5 separate regions of the Mus musculus genome follow, and all the other regions are linked to region 2. The links are chromatin loops, found by intact Hi-C in ENCODE. Cell type or tissue: left cerebral cortex. All regions are shown on one strand. Region 1 has its middle 4.0 kb from the start of Zfp62. Region 2 holds the start of Mgat1 (mannoside acetylglucosaminyltransferase 1). Region 3 holds the start of Btnl9 (butyrophilin-like 9). Region 4 overlaps Trim41 (tripartite motif-containing 41). Region 5 holds the start of Rack1 (receptor for activated C kinase 1).

Evidence for each region. Peaks named below come from ENCODE experiments on the same cell type or tissue, not always from the same donor. Only the 100,000 strongest peaks of a DNase experiment are listed, where the experiment ranks them.
Region 1: a loop joins it to region 2, with 2.8 times the contacts of the local background. A loop is called at or near these places in 29 of 42 quality-filtered maps.
Region 3: it touches region 2 in a loop (3.0-fold over the local background); 13 of 42 quality-filtered maps call a loop at or near these places.
Region 4: it touches region 2 in a loop (2.4-fold over the local background); 8 of 42 quality-filtered maps call a loop at or near these places.
Region 5: a loop joins it to region 2, with 2.3 times the contacts of the local background. A loop is called at or near these places in 12 of 42 quality-filtered maps.

Annotation. Positions count from the first base shown.
Region 1 is chr11:49,196,787-49,201,786 of GRCm38, reverse strand. No RefSeq gene overlaps it. Among named protein-coding and RNA genes, the nearest start is that of Zfp62, 4.0 kb to the left of the region's middle. In left cerebral cortex, no CTCF peak of the experiment used is centred here; a DNase peak (open chromatin) is centred at 2,210.
Region 2 is chr11:49,248,367-49,253,366 of GRCm38, reverse strand. Mgat1 (mannoside acetylglucosaminyltransferase 1) reads right to left here and starts at 2,815. Exons shown (of 3, transcript NM_001110150.1): 1 at 2,712-2,815; 2 at 1,693-1,817. In left cerebral cortex, CTCF peaks have their summits at 2,516 and 4,171; DNase peaks (open chromatin) are centred at 110, 2,558, 2,779 and 4,517; H3K4me3 peaks cover 1,236 bases; H3K27ac peaks cover 2,508 bases.
Region 3 is chr11:49,186,938-49,191,937 of GRCm38, reverse strand. It overlaps Btnl9 (butyrophilin-like 9), which reads left to right and starts at 4,849. Exons shown (of 10, transcript NM_172793.2): 1 at 4,849-4,950. In left cerebral cortex, a CTCF peak has its summit at 2,011 (motif pointing left); DNase peaks (open chromatin) are centred at 640 and 2,003.
Region 4 is chr11:48,807,005-48,812,004 of GRCm38, reverse strand. Trim41 (tripartite motif-containing 41) reads left to right here. Exons shown (of 6, transcript NM_145377.2): 3 at 2,725-2,955; 4 at 3,518-3,540; 5 at 3,753-3,880; 6 at 4,159-5,000. The coding sequence ends at 4,760. Among named protein-coding and RNA genes, the nearest start is that of Snord95, 6.4 kb to the right of the region's middle. In left cerebral cortex, no CTCF peak of the experiment used is centred here; DNase peaks (open chromatin) are centred at 2,864 and 4,524; H3K27ac peaks cover 297 bases.
Region 5 is chr11:48,797,782-48,802,781 of GRCm38, reverse strand. Rack1 (receptor for activated C kinase 1) reads right to left here and starts at 2,422. Exons shown (of 8, transcript NM_008143.3): 1 at 2,210-2,422; 2 at 948-1,119; 3 at 362-509. The coding sequence starts at 2,318. It overlaps Gm36109 (predicted gene, 36109), which reads left to right and starts at 3,379. Exons shown (of 2, transcript NR_166852.1): 1 at 3,379-3,401. Snord96a (small nucleolar RNA, C/D box 96A) reads right to left here and starts at 749; the gene lies at 673-749. LOC115485831 (a small nucleolar RNA gene) reads right to left here and starts at 1,917; the gene lies at 1,850-1,917. In left cerebral cortex, no CTCF peak of the experiment used is centred here; DNase peaks (open chromatin) are centred at 2,477, 2,712 and 4,855; H3K4me3 peaks cover 2,812 bases; H3K27ac peaks cover 1,723 bases.

The DNA.
Region 1 (5,000 bases), 52 kb after region 2:
ACACACACACACACACACACACACAGAGAGAGAGAGAGAGAGAGAGAGAGAGACATAGACACAGACAGACACATAGACACAGACACACACACACACAAACACAGACATTCACGTGGACACACAAACACACAGAGACACACACAGAGTCCTTTTTTTAGCACTTGTCCTTTGGAACAGCTACCAAGACTGTCTACCTGTTGTATAGCTACTATGTACATTTGGTGGCTAATAAACACATGCAATATGGCTAGTATGAACTAAGATATATTATAAATGTAAAATTGGCACTGGATATCCAAGCTAAGAAAAAAAAAGAATAAAAACAGAATAGTTACCTAGTGATAACCACCATTTATATAAGATCCCACACACTTTTTTTTTTTTTGAACAAATTCTTACTCTGTAATTCTGGCTGGCCTCAAACTCACTATGTAGATCAAGCTGGCCTTGAATTTACAGAGATCTGCCTGTCTGTATGCTACCACACACAGACTTCCTTCCTTTTTCTACCACCAGTTGAATGGATTTTTTCTTTTTTAGAGTGTTGCAATCATGCTACCTATGCACTTTTTAGTGATTTAAAATATAGTGTTATTCATTATGATTTCTCATAATGCTGTTTTCTGTGTTGTTCTGTTGAATTAGAATCTCATTAGCCATTCTCCTCTTGTTCATGTATGAAGTGCTTCCTAATTAAGTGTATAAAAACTAAATTAGGTCTATAATAAACAATACTGTACAACAGTTTTTCTGTATGCATCTTGGACAAAGAGAGGACATTTTTACAAGTCCTAAAATAAGGACAGTAAGGACTGGGGCACTAGAGAGTGTGGCAGGGGAAACAGTGAAAGCAATGAGAGAGCCAGAAGATAACTACCTACCAGTTACTATCATTACTTCCTGTTGCAGCTGGATAAGAAAAAAAAAAACATAGAATATAAACACTGCAAAGCAAGCATATAATTATCCTACTTTCAGATAACAAGATTTTATTTTTATTGAGCTCAAGGGAATTAACTTGGAAAACCAGAATAAACAATGAGACAACACTGTAAAGTATGTGTTTTCAGAATTAACAGAGAAAGCAATAGTTTCCTTATGCATAAACTATAATTCTAATAAATGAAGCAAAAGTACATTTATAATAGGAACCAGCAGAAAATGAAATAGGAGCTAACAATACACCTGCACGACCTATATGAAGAAACTTTGCAGTGTTCCCGGGAACGCAGAAGTGCAACTGAACGTATGCAAAGTTTCCTGGATTCCACTGAGAGGAATGACTCAGACTCAAAGGTGCCCCCTTCTCATCTGTAATGACTCTCGTAACTACAGTCACAACCTCTTTGCAACCCACCATTGGTCCTGAAGTTTACATGGACAATGAGTAGAGACTCTTGCTTATTTCTAGCCAGTAAATGCCTTAGAGAAAGAACCAGAGACGGGGGAGGACTACTAAAACTTATCAGTAATTAAGTGGACATATTTCCAAGGCAGGCTTATAAACTAATTAAAGAGCAACATAGGGTCGGCATTTAATATTTTAAATCAGTGTGGGGAAGATAGCACGGGACAACTGGGAGGCATTTCAAAGCAGATAAATTTTGATTTAAACTTAAATTTAAATATAAATATGTATAAAAGATTTAAGTGTAAAATGCAAGTATGAACCATGAGTGGGGTTGAGAAGGGTGCATCTGCTTTTAGTCTCAGACATGTAAGAGGCTGAGGCACCAAGATGACTTAAGCCCAGGGTATCGAGGGCAACCCAGCAAACCTCTGTCATCAATAAATAAATTTGCACATGTTAGTCGCCAGCACTACTAGTCCCACTTCAGTACAACTGTTAGGAAAACAGCCCCAGAGAAATTATGATCATACTGGAATACTGAAATGCTTTCCTTTTTAAAAATTATACCTTAAAAGATAAGTAGTGGGGCACAAAGGATGGCAAACTCAAACACCCCATAGTCAAATACTCTATGGAAAAATCACTACAAAGAAAATAAAAATGCAATTTACTACCTACGAAAAATATTTACATCTTATGTCACAAAGAACCATTCCCTCCACCCCCCAACCACAGGTTTTTCTAAAAGTCATAAGGAAGATGGAGGATTCAGAGAAAGCTCCTACAAATAACTTATAAAAAGATACAAACCATGGGCTGGAGAGATGACTCATGGGTTTAGAGCACTTGCGGCTCTTGCAAAGGTCTGGAGTTTGTGTCTCAGCACCCACACAGCGGCTCATAATTATAACTTCAGTTGCAGTCTTCTTACCTACACAGGCACTAGGAATGGACACAGGGACACTTCCATACATATATACAAGCGAAACACTCATATACATAAATAATATCCTTTTTCAAACAATGCAAACCCAAACTTGACAGAAACACATTTTTTTTTTCCTATCAGAATGGCAGGTACCTATGTCTGGAACAACCATACTGGGTAGAACTCTGCTGTGCGGGCCAGAGTGTCCTGGCTGAACTTCTGGGGAAGACACTAGGCAGCATGGATTCATGTGCACACAGTTTCTGCCATAGCAGTTATGCTGTAGACACTCACCATGTGGCATAACTATAGTGCTATACTTTGCATCCAAAATGTCCTTAAGAGACTTTTGTGTTAGTGTTGGGATAAAGTTCTGGTGTACCATGTAAAGATTGTATTTTTCATATGTTGAATTCTGTACGTGCACAGAGTTGAGTGTAGGCAGGACCTTGGTATTGTTCTTTTTATTGAATCATCACTTGCCTGAGTACTTTGTAAATATTCTTCTTCCTCACCTTGTGATTGGTTTAATAAAGAGCTAACAGCCCATAGCAGGACAGGGGAGGAAAGGCAGGACTTTGGGGCAAGACTAGGAACTCTGGAAAAGAATTGAGAGGTGGAATTCGCCAGTCAGACACAGAGGAAGTCAGGTGTACAGGGAATGAATGAGAGGTAATGAACCATGTGACAAATGTGGACCAGATAAACTGGTTATTAAGTTATACAAGCCTAAGGTATAAGGACTAAGCTTTCATAAATAATAAAAGTCTCCACGTCATTGTTAGAGGCTGCCAGGTCGAGACAGGCTGGAGAAATATTGGAGTCTTAGTCACCAGACTGTGACATTATTAGGAGGTGGCTGAACCTACTGAAGGAAGTTAGGCCATTGAGAATGTGACCTGCTGGCTCTCTTTGCTTTCTGGCTGACTTGGGGTGGGCAGCTTTTCCTATACCACATGCTCCTACTACAATATACTATGCTGCCACAGACAGATCTAAAGCAATAGGGCCAAGAAATCATGGATTACAACTTCTGAAACTGTTAGCCAAATTAAGCCATTCTTCTCTTTAATTTGATTTAGCTTAGGTATTTCTCATCGTGACAGAAAACAGACTAACACACATTGTGAAATGACATAGTGAAAGGTGATTCGTCGTTGTATTAATTAAGTAAAATTATTTTTAGTAATATTTTTTGTGAGCGCCCGACTCACCAGCAAAGCAGACGCCACAACAGGGTCCTTCTGTACACGTTTATTGGGAGAGCTTGATTGCAGAGGTGAAAAGACCCTGAGCCCAGAACTGGTGCTGCTTATATAGGCCTAGGAGAGGTGTGTCTCACACCCGGATTGGTTATGCATTTACTACCTCATTTACATGTCTACATCCGATTGGTTATGCTCTCAGTACCTCACAGAACCTCATTAACATGCCCAGGCCTGGCAGTGACTCAGCAAAAAACTTTACTGCATATGTACACATTGGTTGTTTACCCCAACTTATGCGTGATGGCCAGCGGTAGCCAGCGCCACCTTGTAATGGCATATGTGGCTTCCCACAATTTTTAAGTAAAAGTCTAAAGTATGGAAGGAATACATGTATATTCACGTGTGGTTTCCCTGGGTTGCCATGATAAAACACTGCAAACAACAAAAACATACTGTCACACAATTCAGGATGCTTAAAACCCAAGATGAAAAGAGACGACAAGTCCAGGAAGGTGGCTCAGTGAGTAAGTAAGTGGGGTGCTTGCTGTGAAAGAGTGAGTCCTGGAATTTGGATCTGTAGCACACGTGTAAATAAGAAGACAAACTTGGCAGGACAGGTCTGCGACCGCAGAACCTGGATGTAGAAACCAGCAGTTCTATGTAGCTGGCTGAATCCATGAGCTTCCGGTTTACTAAGAGACCTTGTCTCCAAAGTAAGGTGGATTATGATTGTGGTAGAGGTAGACACCCATTGTCCATGTCTGGCCTAAACAACCATGCATAACATACATGCACACACATGCACATACATAAACAAAATTGCTCTTTTGGTTTTGGTTTTTTTTGCTTTTGTTTGTTTGATTTGGTTTGGTTTGGTTTGGTTGGGTTTTTTGAGATAGAGTTTTTCTGTGTAGCCCTGGTTGTCCTGGAACTCTCGGTAGACCAGGCTGACCTTGAATTCACTAAGATCCACCTGCCTCTGCCTCTGGAGTGCTGAAATTAAAGGCGTGTGCCACCACTACCCAGCTTGCTCACAAAGTTTAAAGAAAAAAAAAGATTCCAGGCTTATTTCTTCCTGAGGCTTCACACAAAATCTATTCGACAATTTCTGCTTAGCTCCTGGTGGCTTGCTGAAAATCTTTGGTGTCCCTTCGCACATGGACATAACCATCCTAATCTCTCTGTCTTCATAGTGTTCTGCCTGCATTTGTGTCTATGTGCACATTGCCATATGCCCACATTTTTACAAAGAAACCAGTCATATATTAACCTTTTCTACCATGACTTCAATTTAGCTGTTTATAGCTGAGTTATTTGATTATATTTTGGGGTGTGAGGGGCTAGACTGTCAAGGGATGAACTTTGAGGAGAACATGTTCAAACCAAAACACCATACTCAGTTGTGAAGAAGAAAGAGGGGGAACTCTTTATAAAGTGGTATGAACCAGGTGCTGTGGTGTAGATCTGTAGCCCCAGCTGCTTAAGAAGCTGATGCAGGAACCCGCTTACTCCA
Region 2 (5,000 bases):
TGGTCCATAACACATGTGTAATCTAATGTTGATGTTGACTGGGACACTGGCCGGAGTCACCATCATGTGCTCCTTCATGTGGCCCAGGCTTCCAGTGAACTCAGTGGCTGGGTTCCAAAGAGAAGGAAGTGCTCCAAGACGTCAACGGCATGGCCAGTTGAAGCTTTTTCTTTAGGCAGCCTTGGCTCACTTTTGCTTTCTTCAGTTCCTAAGGAGACTGCTAGTTCCTACCATTCCTATGAGAGAGCAATGAGGTGGAGAGCCGGCTCAGCTGTTAAAAGCACTGGCTGCTCTTCTATAGGACCCAGGTTCCACTCCCAGACCTAGATGGCAGCTCTGAACTCTCAGTAACTCCAATTCAAAGGGCCTCTTTAGGCCTTTGAAAAAAACAGGCATGCAAGTGCTGCACAAACATACATGCAGGCAAAACATGTATATGCACAAATATTTTTTAAAAAGAGAAATGAAAATGGAAAACCCTACCAGTGTGTGAGAAGAGGACAAAGTTAAACTGCAACAGCACTTATGAACAAAGCCTCTTGAAAACTCTTTTGCCATATTTTCCTTTTAAAAATAGAATACCCTAGGCGGGGCATGGTGGTACATGCGTTTGATCACATACTCCAGAGACAGAGGCAGGCAGATCTCTGTTGAGTTTAAGGCCAGCCTGGTCTACAGAGCAAACTCCAGGACAGCCAAGGTTACATAGAAAAACCCTGTCTCAAATACATACATATATACATACATACATACATACATACATACACCAAAACAAAACATAACATACAACAAGAGCAAGCAAACAAATAACAAAATAAAATATCCATCAACCCTGAACTGAGTTTTTAATATATCAGTTATGAGATTTGCCTGTAATATGCACACTCAGTTTAAAACTTGCTTTCATGGTTCCAGTGTTTTTAGGACTCCTTTGAGGAAACTAGCAGGTGAACCCACACCACCACGCACAACAACATTTGCACCATGGTGGGGTGAGACCTGAGTCTCGGCATACTGAAGGTTCTGCCAGCTGCCAGGTGGCTCTGGCAAGTCTTGCCAGTCCCTCTGGGGCCTTCTCACATTCTAATCTGAAGGAGCGCATAAGAGCAGGCTCCTTTCTAAGACGGTGCACATAGTGCAAGCTTGCCTACTACACCTGATGCTCCTCCTGCCTCAGCCTGCAGAGTTCTGATATTACAAGCGTGCACTAGCACATCTAGCTTCTAACACTCTGGATTCCATGCTTGCCCCTCTCTGTCAGAGGCTGTTTCTTAGGCAACAAGCAAACAGCAAATAGTCAACTTCCAGCCAGGAGCAGTAGAGCAACCATTACTCTAGCCTTACAACTAAGTCTCGAAATGGAAGAACCGTTGATGAACTGTCCCTCCTGTTTCTGCTTTGCCAGTATGATAGCAAGCACAGCTTAAACAAGTACAGAGCACATAGTGTCCATCACAGATAACGGCTCTCTAAGTGAATTACTTTCTTGTTAGACTCTGTATGATGTACCAGGCTCCATAATTTCAGAGGGGAAGAAGAACTGAAAAGAAGTCCGAGTAGATATGCTAAATAATTCAAGAGTATAGAGGGTAAGACCTAGGAGGGATACAGGCTATTCACCTGGGAACAGGTCAAAGGGAAACACAATGCTGCTATAGCCTGGCACCAGACAGACAGCCCTGAAGCCGTTACCTGAAGAACCACTGCCTCAGTTCCTCTTCTGTAAACAGACAACCGACTTTTGTCTTCTCCACCGCCCTTGATGTCTGGATTAGAATGGCAATACCTTGACGTCCGAAGCAGAAAGTGAGTTTAACCTGTTGCAATGACATGGAGTTTGAACACACTGTAATACAGCCTTCTGAGAAACAGAAGTGGGATGTAATGTTGCCATTACTGGTGATCTCCATGCTAAAAAGTCAAGGACTAGTGACTGGAAACGGGAAGACCCCAGAATCAAGGACGCTCTAGTCTAAATAGTACTAATGACAGGCAATCAAGCTGGCCAGCAATATTCTCAAGCACGAGAGCCTTACAGTAGCCAAGGTTAAAGAAAAAGAAGCTTCACCAGAAGGCCACTCTTCCATGGAGACTCGAATGGGTGGGCCACAGTCCCTCTGAACCACATTTTGAACAATGGGGGGGCTCTGCACCTCTTGGGAGCCCCCTGTTCCAAACATACTAGAAAGGAGGCTAGGAAAAAAAGTTTTCTTGCCAAATCACATATTTCAACATTGAGTCAAATTTTCCTTGTGGCTGAGCAAAAGCCAGCCCTAGTAACTTATGAAGCCTGGACGCTGGGGTGAGGCTTGCATAAAGTCCACTTTCCACTCCAGTCTCCCACTTCTTCAGGGCGACCCCATCTCTCCCCTGCCCTGCCCTGCCCTGCCCCGCACCCAAGGTGCCCTCCTGCCGAGTTTCACAACAGCTCCTCCTGGAGAAGCCACCCTCCCTCTAGCAGCTGAAGGCCAGGAATCCTGTAGCTGTGCGTTAAGTTCCCACTTCCCCGCGTGGGGGAGACTGCGCGCTGCGCGGCCCCGGGCGGGCCCGCCACTCTCACCGCCCTGGCTTTGGAGCACACTCGGGACTCAGACCCGACTCCCCTGGCTGCGCGGCCTCTCTCCTCCGGGGTCCTTGTCCTCCTGGGACAAGCCCCAGGACTGAGGACGCTGGCGTCCCCCGGCCCAGCTCACCGGATCCTCTCAACTCACCCCGCCTGGAACCAGGCTCGCCCCGGACCGGCAACACCCAGCGCTGGAGCGGCCTCGTCCGGTCTGGTTGGCCTTCCTGCTAGCCGGCAATGTGGTCCTTCCCCGGGAGGGCGGGGCGGCGCTCCCCAGCCCCTAGGCCCCTCTGTTGGTCCCCGCCCTGCCACGGGCGAGTCCGCGCTGGCCCCTCCTTCCAGGGCCTTCCTCTACTGCTGACTTCCTGATCACCGGTCAAGATCTAAACAACGGGTCTTCCCAAGTCCCCCAACTTCGAAAGGCAGTGGTAGCAGAGATGTTTGTTTGAGGCCCTTTCCCTCTCAGTTGCAGCTCCTGTGTAGATGCCAACCCCACTCACACCCTGAGCCTTGTCCAGTAAAGACTTTTCCCAAGAGTGTCCCTTGTCCAGCCCAGTGAATCTAGAGATTCACCGACTTTGAGGGGTGCAGCACTTGGTGGTGTTAGAAGCGTTTCCTCAGCAAGAAGAGCGTTCACCAACCTCAATTCTAAGAACCTGGGAACCATTCCTCTATGCGAGGGAAGTTGCAGACTATTAGTTGAAAAAAAAAAACAGCAAGAGAGGGGTGAGGGTGTGCAAGCAACAAGTATTCGGTTTCAAAAGGGAAGATAGGGAGGAAACACCTGCTGCCCAAGGTGGGTAAGAGCCAGCCTGCCGCCGTTTCAGTTCTGTCTTGTGTGTGTGTGTGTGTGTGTGTGTGTGTGTGTGTGTGTGCCCCTTTATGGGCGGGGAAACCAAAGTCAGGCCTGTACACTGAACCTAAGTCCTGAGGAAGGAAAGAATCAATCACAGGCTTTTGGAGTAACCCTAAAAATGAATGGGAGGGGGAAGGAAACCCCTGGATCTGTATTCCTTGGTATTTTTTTAAAGCAAAAGAAACATGGGAGGGGCAGGGAGACTCATCAGGACCCAACTGAACAGAGTACTTGGTAAGTACCTCAATCAGAGCCTCAAGCAGCCTGAGTGGGGGAGGAAAGATGACAACCAGGAGTTTCAGGGTCTGATTTAGATGTCAGCAGTGGCCCCGGAGCACAAACTATTTCTGAGATCTGAGCCGTGCATTATTAGCAACTCACAGTAAGCCACATCTCACTGACAGGACCATTTTGGAATCAGAGATGTCTGGGAATCCCTACTGTCCACTCACCATGGTACCACAGCCCCCACTGGCTCCCACATCCTGCTGTGCCTGGCCCTCTGCATAAGCCTTGGCTCCAACCACCCTTGGATCTTTCACCCATGAGGGGAGCAGAGGCACTGCCAGTTGATTACTAGATATACTCAACCTCAGACAGACCCTCCTACCTACAGACTTCATCACTACTGTTCCAGAGTCCCCAAGGTAACCGGGACTTTTAGGTCTGTGCTTACTGAGTGTTACTCACTAACTTGTTCGTACCAGACACCAGGAATTATGCAGAAAGTGGGAGTACCTTAAGGGCCCTTGTGGGCAGGTGAGGAAGTAAAACAAAGTTGTCAGGAGACACTAGGAAGCTGCCCTTCCGTCCAAGCCTGTTTTCTTGGCCTCTCTGTACACTCTCCCGCATCTCTGCAGAGCTCAGCAGAGAGAAGTCTGAGGCTTTGGGTGTATGGAAGCTGTTAAGTCAGAAGTCATAGCCAGATTTTAGATTTAGGCATTTCAGCTTCCAAACCTGGTACCCTGGTGAGCCCTTGAGAAGGACTGCTGAGATGGCTTTGTGCCCATGTGACAGGACACAGTGGGGCAGCGGAGAAGCTTCACAGTAGCAGCTGGAATTCTGCCCTCACGTAGAGGAAAGGGCTGACGCATGAGGGAGGGAGGAGGACTGTGTGTGGGTGTGGTGTGTGTATGCCCACTATTTCCAGTTTAGCTGACTGCACAGACTGTGACAGGAAAGTCAAGCCCATGCATGTGCCAAGAGAATGCCAATGTTTATATACTTTAGGCCTCTTTCTACTTCCCATAAAAAGGAATTAGGGACTTATAGCCTTCACACTCAGTGCCAAAGTGTGAGAAAAAAATGACCAAGTTCCCTGGATGTGTAAAAAGTTGGGAAACTGGTCTGAAGATATCCAAAATATAAGGAGCACAAATCACCATCCTGGATAAAATCCATACATAGTAGGTCCTGAAGATGGTGAAGACGAGGCAGCCCAGGCCATGTCAGAGTGACTTTCCTGCCAAGGCACTTAGACAGGAAGCAGGTCAGAACACAGAAACTCCCCACCACATCCATCTCTTCAGCCCTTTGTTTAAATTCCAAGGCTCACAGAATGATCCCCAGCAAAAAGGCTAC
Region 3 (5,000 bases), 61 kb after region 2:
ATGTAGCTGAACAAACATATCATGGAAAAATATGAAACAGAAATCTAAGAGGTTAAAACATTTCACAAATGCCCCGTACTCCGGTGGGTTTTAAATCAGTCTTGCTACACAGACGACACCGAAGTCACACTTTTTTTTTTTTTTTAAGTGAAAGCAACCAAATGTTTAAAGAGAGAAATAGACACATTCGTACATCAAATTTTTAGCAAGCAGAATACAAATGTTAAACCCACTGTTGGATTGATATAATGTTAGTGCTGAAATAAACAAGAGCAGTGCAAAAAAAAAAAAAAAAAAAAGGTAACACCTCAGCAAGGTTACTCAAAGCCAAAAACATGAAAGGATGTCAAAATTTTGCAAATTCAGAAAATAAAGTACAAATGATTATAACACAGTGACTGAGCTGAGTTTATTTTGGAGTGTAAAGGTAGGCCAACATGAAAGCACACGGTGTCGTAACATACAGTGACTGAGTTGAGTTTATTTTGGAATGTAAAGTTAGGTCAACATGAAAGTACACAGGATTATAACACACAGTGACTGAGCTGAGCTTATTTTGGAATGTAAAGTTAGATCAAGGCTAGTAGCTATGGAAAAGAAATCCTTAGTCCAGTTTGAAGCATAACTTATGTCTGTCTCATGAAATTCTCTCCTGCATGGCAATCCAAGTGACTCACTGGCATTTAGAATGCAGAATATGTCACAGGCCAAGAAGCACGGATCCCTGGACTCCAGGAGGAGTAAGAGTGCTTGGAAAGGAAGCAGGCACACAGAGGAAATGTGCCTCATGCCAATGTGCCTCAACGAGACATTTATGAAAGTTCAAACTAAGGGGTAAGAGATATGCACACAGGGAGAGGATCTTTGCCTGTCAGAATGCCCATCAGAAGTAGGAATTTTGAATGGGATCTTGGGAAAGACATCCCCATCTCTTGCTCATTTAATCAATACTTAAATGAGTACATAACTTTCATGAAAATTTGAACATAGATCTGAGTAAAATAAGGCAATCACCTCATAATTATTTCGGATATGTTATTGCTCAATAATTAATTAGCCATCATCCTCTCAGCCTAAAACATTCCTAACAATATACCCTCGACTACTTACAAAAAAATGTATGGCCACGTCATTTGGGAGCACTCTTCTATGCCTATTACTACTGAGGATTGGCTCCATTCTTTAAGTTGCTTTCCAGAAACTCCCAGTTAAATGCTGCAAGAAACATAACACCTGAAGCAGAGAGAGCTATTGGTTTATTAAATCATGCTGTAGCAAATACTTCATGTTCATGTCATTAATCCCTTTCTTCCTTATCAATTACTTATCATTCCTTCCTGCTCACCACCTACTGGAATGATGAGGTGATGGTATAGAAATTTATGCGTACCATAATTCTCTGCCATGATCTGCAACTCCTTACTTATAAGAACTTATAGGCTTGACAATGATAAGAAGGGCATATCTTAAACAGCTTACTGGTAAAGAGCCTGCAGCAACAGTTCTCAGTCTGTCTTGCAGGTGGATGGATCTTCAAAAGGACAAGGAGTTTGTGTTTTATATACAAATTCCACACACTCCTCACAAAGAAGACTATACCCACCGCTGGTTGTACACTCAACAGTCTGAACTCGCTGTAATCAATCAGTGTTGATTAGTTGTTTCTCAGCCACTAAATATTTTAACTGGCTCTGTGTATTGTGCTCAAACGGTTTCTCTTTTAGAAACTGCAAGCCTTAACCCAACCCTATTACTAATGTTACTCCCTTCAAAGAGACAACCAGTCTCAACATTTTCATAACTCATATTCATGCTCAATCTAATCTGCCAGGCCCATTAATATTTGATAATGCTCGAACCTATGCACTGACCTATTCCCTACCTCTAATACTTTATTTTTAGGCTGCTCAAAAATCTCTGGTACTTCATCAAATACAGGTATAATCTTTTTACCTAGGGAGCAGGCTCGACAGACCATCACGTTCTTCTTTCACACTGCCGCCATCTGCTGGCATAATTAATGCTCGAGAGTTGAAACCTAACACCATTAGGCAAACAGACATTACTCATATCTTAGAATTTGGACGTTTAAAATATGTCCGTGTAACAGTTGATACTTTTTCTAATATGATGTGTTGCTTCTGCTTACAAGGGTGAAGCAACCTCAGATACCATTATCATTTATTATATATGTTTCCTTTCCAGGACTCCCATTACAACTAAAATCTGATAACGGTCCTATTTATAAAGGCAAATGGCTTAAGAAATTTTGTTACTTATGGAATATTAATGGAGGATATTGTGGATGGACTAATCTAGTTGATCAGCCCGGTGTAATAGTGTGGATTTTAGCATAATTAATCACTCTTTAGAAAGCTTTGTTAGTGGAAATTATAGTTGTATAAAGATAAAAAATACTGTCTGTCATACTGCTTACCAAAGTTGATATTGTTGCAAAATAGCACTATCTGTTGCCAGTGATTTATAAAACAAACTCTGGCTTCATTTGGTGTCTGACAGCTAACAAGAGTAATCTTTTTGCATCAGAAGATACCCATCTATTCCTGGAATATATATAATATATATATAATAATAATTATATATATATATATATATATAGCATAGGAGTTACTCATATGCATTAGAATCCATCTGCACCAGGATCCCCTGATATTCCTGTCAATGCTGTTTTTTAATCACATTGAATATGCTTTACATGTTATCTTAAATTATATATAACTTATATCTCTCCTGATTGTAATCCCACCTCTAACCATACCCTTCCCTCTGGCAAACAACTGCCTTTGGGATGGATCTGTGTGAATGGTGTTATGTGGGATAGGCCATATTACATCCATTTTTCCAGGAAAGCTTTACAATTGATCAGCAGAATTAAGAGACTTCCCTCCAAGTTGCATCTATGGGACCCTGTAATAGTTGCATCCACAGCAGCTTTCTTATTACCAATCACAGGAATGATTCCTGGAATACAGAGAGTGGCCTGTATAATTACTATAGTATATAATTAGTAGTAAAACTACTAATATTATAGCAAAAATATTATCAGAAATTAACCCAGAGATGGTTGAATTTAGAGTCACAGTTTTACAAAATAAAGCTACTATAGATAATTTGTTGCTGGAGCATTATTTTGGTTGTCAACAATTTCCTGACATGTTTCTTTATTGTGTTAGATTTCTCTCACATTACAGAAGGTCAAATTCATGATTTGCATAAAGAGATAAAATCTCTCAAGTGACCTCTGAATACCCATCATGTTAAGATGGCTTTGCCCTTTCCTTGATTCTCTGTTAGCTATTATTATAATTATTTTATCCTTGCCTGTGTTAGTTAGTTATACCAGCCATGAAGGTAATGCATTCAACCTTGGACTCTATTACAACCATAATTTTTCTTTAAAAAGTAAAAACGAGGGAGATATAGGCGGCCCAGAGGTCCTTGTGCTCACAGATAAGCACCTGGGGAGTCTGGAGTGCTAAACACAGGATTGATCCTTCGAAAGAAGGAAGTCATAACCCGTTAGCTGCCCAGAAGGCTGGCAGCAGACACGGTCAATAGCCTAATGACCTTTGTACTGTCTGTGAGTCTGAGACCCCACAGGACCCTCCCCCAGACCCTTATCATAAGCTTGTTTTTCTCAATCCATAGAGCCTATTTTCTTTTTGGAAGGCATCATATGCACTTTACACAGATTTCCATTGCAGGCACATTTATTTATGTGTAGGGCATTCATATGCCTAAAATAAACCACTTGGGGGTAAAACGCCCAAAGTTTGAACCAATATCGGCTGCTTAATTGTGTTGAACCAAACTACCTTCTCGGCTCCTATGGACCATACTCTGCAGGCTATGGCGGTCTCAGAGACCCCCTGCACGAAGACTGGGAAGAAAGAAGTGTGCACATGGGAAGAGGTCAAGTCCACCCATCAGAGGCAGGAATTTTGAGTAGGATCTTGGAAAGAGTGCCGATTGGTAGGAAAGAGACCTATAGAATGCCATGCGCATGGGCGGAGCGTGTGACACAGCTTTGCCTTCCGGCTCCGTGGAGAGATTAGGAGGATCTCCACATGGAGAATGCAGAGAGAGGACTGTGGGAAAGCAAGAGCAAGGGGTGAAGGTTAAGTGACTGGAGAGTCTTGAAGAGGAAGGACACACTTTATAGAACAAACTCAAGAGAAGGGTAGATTCGCCACCTCTAGCAGCCTCTCTTCTGTTCGCATTCAGCTTCATGTAGAGTGCAGCTTCACTGCAGAAATGCTTATACCCCACTGTTTCCGCGCTGTATATGAACGCTGTTCTAAGTCTGCTTGTGACAGTGTTCCCAGGAGGTTTCCGCCGGGTGTTTCCCTGCAGAGAGGGATATGATGGGTTAAGTCAGAGCTGGGCACAAGCACTTCCCAACTTCTAATGGAGACTGCAGTCTGTCTCAGTGTTACTGGGAAGCTAGAGGGGCTGGCCTTGGACCACCATCCAGCCTCCCTGGATATCCAGCTTGATCTATCCAGAAATCCTGGATGGCCAGCTTGGGCATTCTTTTTCTCTTCTTAGCCACCTGCAGATGCAGCCTGTTCTAACGAAGTTCCCAGGCACCTTTGGCCTCTTTTTAAGACACTGGAGGGTCATTTTCTATGGGAACTTAGCTTGAGATTTTTTTCCACGAGGACGGGATATGACGGAGACTTCCTCGTTTTGTTCTATCTATCTTGGTTTTTATAACAAAGGGCAGAACCAATAGTTTATGTCCTAAGGTGAAAGGTGGGCGAGTAATTTTGTCACCAGTGAGCTGCATCCTCTTCCTGAACCCAGCTGCCAGCCCACATCCAAAGCAGCTTAGCATCAGGGACTAACATTTCACAATCACCCCCTTTAGAGGGAGGTGAGATTGCCAGCATCCCTCTACCGCTTGGATCTTCTTCTGTTACCTGAAAGGTACGTGGCTCCTTTGCAACACTTGTATGAACCTTCTAGAAACAGAAAGC
Region 4 (5,000 bases), 440 kb after region 2:
GCTTCTCTGAACATTAAGGGCTGTGGTCTGACAGGCTTGCTGGGTCCTGGATGAAGGGCAGACTGTTAGGAAAAGATAGAATTAGTAATCATCAGCATTGCAGAGACCTCCTGTCCTCTTTGCTGGTGTTCTCAGCCCATTTACGTTAGCTTACCTCCTTCAATTTCCTGTCTGTTCTCAGAAGCCTCGCAGGCCTTGCTGGACTGGAACTAGTACTGTGGCTAAGCTAAGCTTCAGCCATCATCAGATGGGAATACCCTTTCCTTCCTTCCTGGTCAGTCTGGGCCTTGCCGCTTCTAGAACTCATAGTAGTGCCATCTGTACGTTAGGGAGTCACTGCTGTGAAATGTCAATCACAATGTGCTATCTGGCAGCTTCCCAAGCTAATACTGTGAGGGTCTTCTGAGTTTTAGAAAATGTATATTGGGATATGTGTCTTTGAGGCAGAGAGTGAAACCAGATTTGACAACTACCACCTTACCTGCTTGTTAGTTCCTCCTCCTTACTCAGGCCAACATGTGGGCCCTTTGTTTTTGAGATGGGTTTTCTCTGTGTACCTCTTGCCTTTCTTGGAATTTGCTCTGTAGACCAGGCTGGCCTCAAACTCAAAAAGATAGATCTGCCTGCCTCTACCTCCCAAGTGCTGGGACTAGAGTCACGCACCACCACTTGTTTGTTTGATTGGTTTGGTTTTTATAGTCTTTACTTCTCCCAGATTTGGGGGCAGATACAGACAGATGTCTATGAGTTTGAGGCCAGCCTAGTCTACGTAGTGACTTCCAGGACAGCCACAGCTATATAGTAAGATCCCTCCCCCAGAAAGTGTTTATTCTTTATACAGTATTGTCTTAGTTACTTTTTCTATTGCTGTGAAGAGACATGATGATGAAGGCAACTTATAAAATGTTTTTTGGGCCTCATGGTTCAGGGTAGGAGTAGGTGAACAGAGAATGGTGTGTGGGGGCTTTTGAAATCTTAATGCCCATCCAGGTGACACAACCTCCAACAAGGCTACAGATCCTAATCCTCCCAAACATTTCCACCAACAGGGGATCAAGTATGGACCAAGCCTATGGGGGCTTCTGATTCAAATCACCACAAGCTTAGCTATTTGGTAGTATTTCCATTGTATTGGGTGTTATGAGACATTTAAAATATATGGGAGAAAAAGGGATTATTTGCATATCTGCTGATTTGGGTCTCCTGGAAACAAACCCACTTGAATATCTAGGAGCAGCTATACCTATAAAATGTTTTACCTGTTGCCCTAAGTGTATAACATTTACTGTTTGCAACTTTACAGGAGTTTGCTGACTCCTAGTCTAGAGAACTTGAGTGACTGCTCTCTTCTGGTGACTGTGACTACTGAGAGTCAGGACTTAACTGTGTGGCATCTTCCTTTTGTGTTTTGAGAAAGGGTTTTATATTGTAGCCCAAGCTGGCCTCAGATGTGGAATAATTGACTTGCTTCAGTCTTGAAGAGTTTTGGCATTATATGCATGAGCCCTTATGTCTAAGTTCACTTCATATATTGCTTCCTGAGTTCTCTCATTTGGTAATTTCAAAAATTTCTTACCAAGTACCTACCTGTGGTTGGCACTGTGCCAGCCTCTGATGACACTGTGGTAAAGGATTATGCCGGTCCTATCTGTGGGAATATGTGGCATAGTAGAAGAGAAACTTAAAGGACACCACAAAGCTGGGCGGGTGGCTTATCTTTAAATTAAACTAGCAGAGGAGGTAGAGACAGGAAGATTGTGAGTTTTAAGTCAGCCAGGGCTACAGAGCAGGACTCTGTCTCAAAAACAAAACTTGACTGGCAAGATGGCTTTGTTGGTAAAGGTATCTGTCACCAAGCTTGCTAACCTGAATTTGATCCCTAGGACCAAGTTGGTGGAAGGAGAGAACCCACTCTTTGTTTTGTTTTTCGAGACAGGGTTTGTCTGTGTAGCCCTGGCTGTCCTGGAACTCACTCTGTAGACCAGGCTGGCCTTGAACTCAGAAGTCCGCCTGCCTTTGCCTCCCAAGTGTTGGGATTAAAGGCGTGCGCCACCACTGCCCTTCGAGAACCCACTCTTGCAAGTTGTCCTCTGATCTTTACATGTGTCCCCACTCCTGTCTGTATTCTAACATAGCATTTCCAATACCATACACTATGGAGATATAGTCAGAAATACAGAGTTGGTAGTACAGAAATCTGGAGAGGAGAGATTTTTCATGTCCTTTGGAACATGAAAGTTTCCATCTGAAAAGCAAGTTAGGTAGACAGGGAAGAGCTAAGTATTCCAGAAAGCAGTTGGTGAATGTGAAGCAGGATGCAGGAGTTGGCCTATCTCAGGGTCAATAAGACTGAGACGGGGGAGGAGACTTCTCTTCCCGTTCCCAGGACACGTTGGAGTTAGGGAGCGTGAGACTCCTTTGCCTGAGATTGAGAGGCAACAGACAGAAAAGGTCAAGTTTACCTTTTTGTGTATTCATTCAGGTGGTAGCCTCTATTCCCATTGCAACTCTCCTTTTTTAAATCTTAGTGTATGGATGTTTTGCTTGCATGTATGTATATGTATGCAAATATGTTCATTTGCCCTAGAGGCCAAAAGAGAGCATCAGATCTCCAGGAACTGGGGTTACAGATGGTTATGAGCTGCCATGTGGGTGCTGGGAATCATACTGGGTTCCTCTGGATCACAGAACTGTGTCTTCATGTCTGCCTTTGCATCTTTTCAGAGCCAGATGAAGTCAGAGCTGGCAGCTGTGGCCTCAGAGTTTGGGCGGCTAACAAGGTTTCTGGCTGAAGAGCAGGCAGGATTAGAGAGGCGCCTCCGGGAGATGCACGAAGCTCAGTTAGGACGTGCGGGAGCAGCAGCCAACCGCCTTGAAGAGCAGGCTGCCCAGCTGAGCCGCTTGCTTGCTGAAGCCCAAGAACGGAGCCAACAGGGGGGCCTGCGGCTACTGCAAGTGAGCGTTGTTCCCCTTTGCCCTGATCCACTCTCCTGCTTCCTCTCTGTTCCATTAGGCAGTTTCTCTCCAGCTACTGCAGAACTGCCTGTACCTCGAACAAGACTTTTTTTTTAAAAAGCTGGTGACAGTATTGAGTATGTGTGTGGCAATCATACCTACCTAAAGAATGCAAATTCGGTTGTTTAAATTAGGGGGTTAGGAGTTGAAAGAAAGCCCGGTGTGGTGGCACACGCCTTTAGTCCCAGCACTTGGGAGGCAGAGGCAGGTGGATTTCTGAGTTCGAGGCCAGCCAGGGCTACACAGATAAACCCTGTCTCAAAAAACAAAAAAAAAAAAACTAGTAATAGCATTCTGATAGTTTCTGGTAGGATGATTAAGTCTTTGTGGTAGTTATGGTAGTTGAGAAATATTCTTGTTTATTGTGAGCCTGGAAGGTGCTGCTTTCTCCCTTCCTGTTCACATTCAGACCTTTCTCTGCTGAAGAGAGCAGTGACCCCTGTGTAGCTGACACTTTCTTTCTCTTTTTCCCTTTCCCTCTTTTTGTCTCTGTTATTCCCAGGACATCAAGGAGACTTTCAATAGGTGTGTTCCCACTCTACCCTTTGTAACCTAGTAGTGTCTGGTTCCCCATTTCTGCTTCTCTGAGACTTCCTTTCCTTTTCCCCTCCCCTCCCACCCTCTCTCCCCAGAACCTAAGTTTCTGCTTCTCAGACCCTCTGCTCCTTCCCCTTAGCTATCATTCTTCACTCTGGGAATATCATGCTCCCACCCCCTACCTGGTCCCCCTCCTCCAGGTGTGAAGAGATACAGTTGCAGCCCCCAGAGATTTGGTCCCCTGACCCATGCCAACCCCATAGCCACGACTTCCTGACAGACGCCATCGTGAGGAAAATGAGCCGCATGTTTTGTCAGGCTGCAAGAGGTAGGGAGGTTTTTGCCTTTCCTTTTGGCTTACTGGGATGGTGTAGACTACTGGAAGCTACTCTGAGGTTCAAGCCAAAAGTTGCTTCCATGATAGCCCAGCTAAGTTTTGGATGAGATGGAAAGTCAGGGACAGGCCAGCAGGTGTTAGAATTAGGGTGAAGGTTAGAACCCATAGTTCTTGAACTTGACTTCTAACATAGGGTGGGAACTAAGAAGATGGGGTAGGATGGTGTGATGGGAAGCTGTTTTAACTCTTTTTGTATGTCTCTTTCCAAGTGGACCTGACACTGGACCCTGACACAGCTCACCCAGCTCTGCTGCTGTCCCCTGATCGCCGTGGAGTCCGCTTGGCAGAACGTCGGCAGGAGGTTCCTGAACATTCCAAGCGCTTCTCAGCTGACTGCTGTGTACTAGGGGCCCAGGGCTTCCGCTCTGGCCGGCACTACTGGGAGGTAGAGGTGGGTGGGAGGCGAGGCTGGGCAGTGGGTGCTGCCCGTGAATCAACCCATCATAAAGAAAAAGTGGGCTCTGGGGGGTCCTCTGTTAGCAGTGGGGATGCCAGCTCCTCACGCCATCATCATCGCCGCCGCCGGCTCCATCTGCCTCAGCAGCTCCTACTCCAGCGCGAAGTGTGGTGTGTGGGCACCCACGGCAAACGATACCAGGCACAGAGCTCAACAGAGCAGACACTGCTCAGCCCATGTGAGAAACCACGGCGCTTTGGCGTATACCTGGACTATGAGGCTGGGCGCCTAGGCTTCTACAATGCGGATACCTTAGCCCATGTGCACACCTTCTCAGCTGCCTTCCTTGGCGAGCGTGTTTTCCCTTTTTTCCGGGTACTTTCCAAGGGTACCCGAATCAAGCTCTGCCCTTGATCAGCCTGCCACCCGCAGGGGCCCCTCTGGTCACCACTGGGGGGGCGGGTGGTGGTGGATGGTTGCCCACTGTTTTGGGAGCCTGGATTCCTCCCACTGTTTGTTACTGAGTTGCTTCCTGCTCCCTCTTGAACCCAGGCTGCTTCTCCCTCTAGGAGTCAAAAAGACCTCCTAGACTCCTCCAGCTCAGTCCTTCCTCACCTACTTTGTCTGACAGGTCTGCATGGGTCCCTGATAACC
Region 5 (5,000 bases), 450 kb after region 2:
TACATGGTGGCTCACAACCATCCTTTAACAAAATCTGATGCCCTCTTCTGGAGTGTCTGAAGACAGCTACAGCGTACTTAAATAAAATTCCAACGCCTGTAAGTCCCATGCCAGTCACAAGCCAGCATGCTTAGCTTAAAAATAACAAAAAACAACCCCAGACAGTCACAGGACTAACAACACACAATGAAAAGCTAAAGAGGCAGTCGGTGGCACACAGCTTCACCCCAACACCTAGGAGTCAGATCACTCCAGGCCACCAGGACTACCTAGTGAGGAACCCACCTCAGAAACAACCCAAGTCCCCAGGGGGCGGGAGGTAGCCCTGAACATGCTGTCCCTACCACCCTTATCCCTTTACCTGGACCGTGTACTTGCAGACACCCAGAGTATTCCATAACTTTATGGTCTTGTCTCGGGACCCAGAGACAATCTGCCGGTTGTCAGAGGAGAAGGCCACGCTCAACACATCCTTGGTGTGGCCGACAAATCGCCTTGTGGTGGTGCCCCTAAGAAGGAGAACCTGGTCACTTTCTAGACAGGTTTTGTCCATCCAGCTAGAGCCTTTTCCTAGCTTCATCCTTGCCCCGTAGGCTCTATTACCCCACACAGTCCACACGTGGCTTAGAACCTACTACTAGCCTATGTCATGTCTGACATGTATCAGAGAACCCATTCAGAATTGCAGGACATGTCCTCATTCCCTTGTGGGGGATTGGTTGACAATGTCGTCTTGTCATCACTAGGATCCTCTATTACATCTGCCAAATGCCCATCTAAGACAACGTACAAGATGAGACACTTCATAGGTACCCAGTTTAAAACAACACCCCCAAATGTTGCTTTACCCTCTACAAAAGGACCAATTACCAAGGGGAGACTGCACCCCGGCGAATCTACCTCAGTTCTGCCCACTTTCCCCCCAAGATTCCAAAGCAGCTACTTGCGTTGTGAGATCCCAGAGGCGCAGCGTTCCGTCCCAGGAGCCCGAGAGGGCAAACTGACCATCAGAGGAGATAACAACATCACTAACGAAGTGGGAGTGACCTCTCAGAGCACGCTGTGGTATGCCATAGTTGGTCTCATCTCTGGTCAGCTTCCACATGATGATGGTCTTGTCTAAAAGGGTTGGTAAAGGTTGGTATAAGCCTACTTACTGTGCACCATTTACAGTCTTAAAGTCACTGGGGCCAGTAAACGGGACAGAGAAACTTCAAGTTATAAATAAAAGAGGCTTACTACTCTACAATATCAAGAGCTGTAGATCTCAGCTGTAATGTGAGACTATGGGCACCACACTTCCTGGGATTGAGACTTAAGTTCCACATTCAAAATGTATTTTATTTAAAGTGGCTCCCTACATACATATGTGTGCTACCTGTGTCTATGGTGTTCAGAAGTGCGTGTCAGGTCTCCTGGAACTAGTTTCAGATGACTGCAAGCTACCATGCAGGGTCTGGGAAACTAACCCTAACCTTAGTCATCGTCCGGGCCCGAGACTAATTAACAGCAGAAGCACCACTTGGGTGTATGTAGGCTGAGCAGAGACAGCCTTTCCCGCCTGAGAGTTACTGAAATAAATGCAGCCGTTATTGTAGCATCAGACACAATCCTAGCCACGAACCAACTTACACAGAAACGGACAATAATAAGCCTAGTATTAGGTAGGAGAGAAAATGAGCATAATTTTGGGGTGGGTAGGGAGGAAATACACATGAAGATACATCATTAAAGAAAAAAAATCATTAGTTACAAGAAAACCTAGGGCGGGACAATCAAGTCCGGAAATGTGGGGAACAAGGCATCTACAAAGTTTACCCACTGTCTATAGTTTAGGGCCAGGCGACAACAGCTCAGAAACAGCCTCTGGATTTCAGCAAAGCCACTCAGATGGCATGTTGGGGTCATCATTGCTCCGCCCGTCTTGTAGCCCCGTAAAACTACTTAAACACATCTCCAGGAAGCAAGCGAGAGATTTAAAATCGCCAACTTTGGGAGGTGGGGTGTGAGTACAGTTGCGCGACGTGTCTCGGTTTCCGTTCATGTGTAAAGGGTCGTCCCGGTTGGGGCCCAAGTTGGGGTATGCACGCCCCAACTAACAACTGGGTTGGGGAATGAACCGAGCCAACACGCGCGCCACTTGCTTAACCACGAGACTCTCATGCAGTCCCCAGGACACCGGGTGATTTACCCGGCATGCAGCCCGTACCTCGAGACGCAGACAGGATCATGTCCGGGAACTGCGGTGTGGTGGCGATCTGTGTTACCCATCCATTGTGGCCCTTAAGGGTCCCGCGAAGGGTCATCTGCTCGGTCATGGCTGCAGTTGATGCGAGGGTCGCCGCAGCGACAAGGATGGCACCGGATAGCTCAGAGAGCCAAGCACCACAGCGGCTGCCACCACGACCCTGTGGAGAAAAAGAAAGAGCGGCCTCCGCCGGAACCGGAAATACTCGGAGAGCAAGGCGGGGATTCCCATGATTCACTGCTGCTCAAAGATAGCTGCACTGAGAAGTGGGAGGAACTGGGAGAGTAGGTCTCAAGTATCGTCGTTTCTTCTGCCACGCAACCTAGTTTGGCAGCGCTGTACAAATGCATTCTGAAGCCAGATGCGCCAGGGTTTTAGAAAGGCTTCTCGGGAGATTAAAGCATGCCGTGGAAGCAGAAGTGGGGCTGAGGGCACACAAGCAAACTACAGTGGCCTCTCCGCCCTTACGTGGCAGAGACGCGGCTCCGCCCTTTCCGCTTCTGTTCAGTTCCTTGGTTGGAGACCCCGGCTCCAACTTTGACTTACGGAAGTACAATTAAAGTCGCAATTAGAGGCGTGTGCCAGCAAATCTGGCCTGTTTGTTTGTTTTATGGCAAAATTTCATGTAGCGAAGGCTAGTCTTAAACTGGTTGTGTTGCCAAGGATGGTTTTGAACTACCGACCTGCTTCTGTCTCCCAAGTACTGGAATTATAAACCGAGCCGCCGCCCGGCGAGGCTATAAAGGAGGAAGTGCTGGGTTCAGATTTCTGGGGATTCTGTTGGAAGCCCTTTCTGTGCCTCTGATCATTCCCCAGAAAAGCCTGCTGGTCTGTCTTGTGCTGCCCTGAAAGAAGTGTTCCCGGACGGGGAAGCAGAGGAACACGGATAGCCTGGCAACCCGATGACCTCAACACGTGTTCAAATTTTGTAGTGTTTCCAAATGTCACAGATCTGGCCTTAAAAAGTTTTAACTGTATGTTTTAAAGTATTTGTGTGTGAGTGCGCTTGTGATTGCCACAGAGCACTGGCTGAAGTCAGGAATTTTCTCTCCTGCCATGTGTGTTTGGCTACAGCCGATTTGTTCAGCTTCACTTTTTTTTTTTTTTTTTTTTTTTTTTTTTTTTTTTTAAGGAGCACACACAGGTCAGGAAGGTAAGCAACCACTAATGTCTATGTGAACTAAAGGATACATTTAATTATTTATTTTAGTGCTATGGGTTGAACTCCCACATGCTAGGAAGAGTGCCTTACAGAGTTAAATCCACCCAACTCCCAGCCTTGTTTAGTTTTTGTTCGTTTTTTTGTTTGTTTTTTGTTTTTCGAGACAGGGTTTCTCTGTGTAGTCCTGGCTGTCCTGAAACTCACTCTGTAGACCAGGCTGGCCTCGATGATGGAATTCATCACCACATTCAACCTTGTTTCGTTTTGATTCAGGATGTGCATAGCTCAAATTGGCCTTAAATTTATGATCTCCCTTCCTCAGCCTGCCAAGTAACTAAGATTATAGCCCTAAAACACCAAGCCCTAGGTATAAGTATTTGTTTTTCTTTCTTTTTTTTTCTTTTTTTTGGTTTTGTTTTGTTTTGGAGACAGTGTTTCTCTTTGTATCCCTGGCTCTCTGTAGACCATGCTGGCTTGTTTTTTTCTATTCGTAAATTGCATGGAATTTAACTTCTCCTCCTCCTCTTCTTATGTGTTTTGTTTTTCCAGACAATGTGTAGCCTTAGCTGCTCTGGAACTTGCCCTCTAGACCAGGATGGCCCTGAAGTCCGAGTTCACCTGCCTCTGTCTCCCAAGCGCTGGGACTAAAGACATGCACCACCATCATCCAGCTGAGTTTAGTTTCTTATCTGTGATAAGAGATTGAAATTAGTACTTATAAAATATGGTAGTGCGGAGAATAAAGGAATATAGGAGACTAAGCATGGTGTCAGAGGTTTGGGATCCGAGTGTTCAGGAGGCAGAAGTAGGAAGATCACTGATGTCACGGCTGACCTAGTCTATTTAGTAAATTCCAGGCAAGCCAGCTTAGGTCACAGATAAGAACCGAAGGAAGAAAGAAGCCGGATGGCCATTTTGTTTTGTTTGTAGTTTACGTCTTATCATGGTGGGGTAAGACAGTGAGGTTAAGTTTGGAGGGAAGCCATAGGCAGATGTGAAAGCACAATATCTTGTGGGTATCTGGGGAATAGTTCCATTGCAAAGGCTTTTGGCTGGGATCCGTAGGCCGAGCAGTGAGAGTTGCCAGAGTTTGCTGGGATTAGGGGACCTTAGCAAGGTGCACTGGAAGGCATTTGGAAAGGAAGGTATATGTTAGGTGAATGTTGTGTGAAGTTGCAGCCCCCTGTGGTTGCTCAGAGATGTAAAAACCAGGGTCTCTCAATTAAGACCACTTGCTCTGCCGGCCTGTTGCAGACTCACCCGTTGTAGTCTCGGTGGAATATGCAGGGTACTACCCTGGATGTGTTCTTTCACAACCAGAGGGATGCCTTCTTAGCACCCCAAGGTTTTACATCATCTGTCTCTTTGGTAGACCCAACTGGCTGTCTTTCATTTTTCCAAGCCTTAAGCCATTCTTGTGTTTCTCTGGTGGTTCTGGAAGTCACCTGTCCTTTCTTACCCTAAAGCTAGTTTGCTGCTCTAACTAAAATTAAGTGGGTCACGCTAGCACTTGGCTATCTCTGTACTACGCTATGCTACATAGAGAGGTGAGCCACTACACCCACATACCAGCTTCCTTAGTGAAAACTG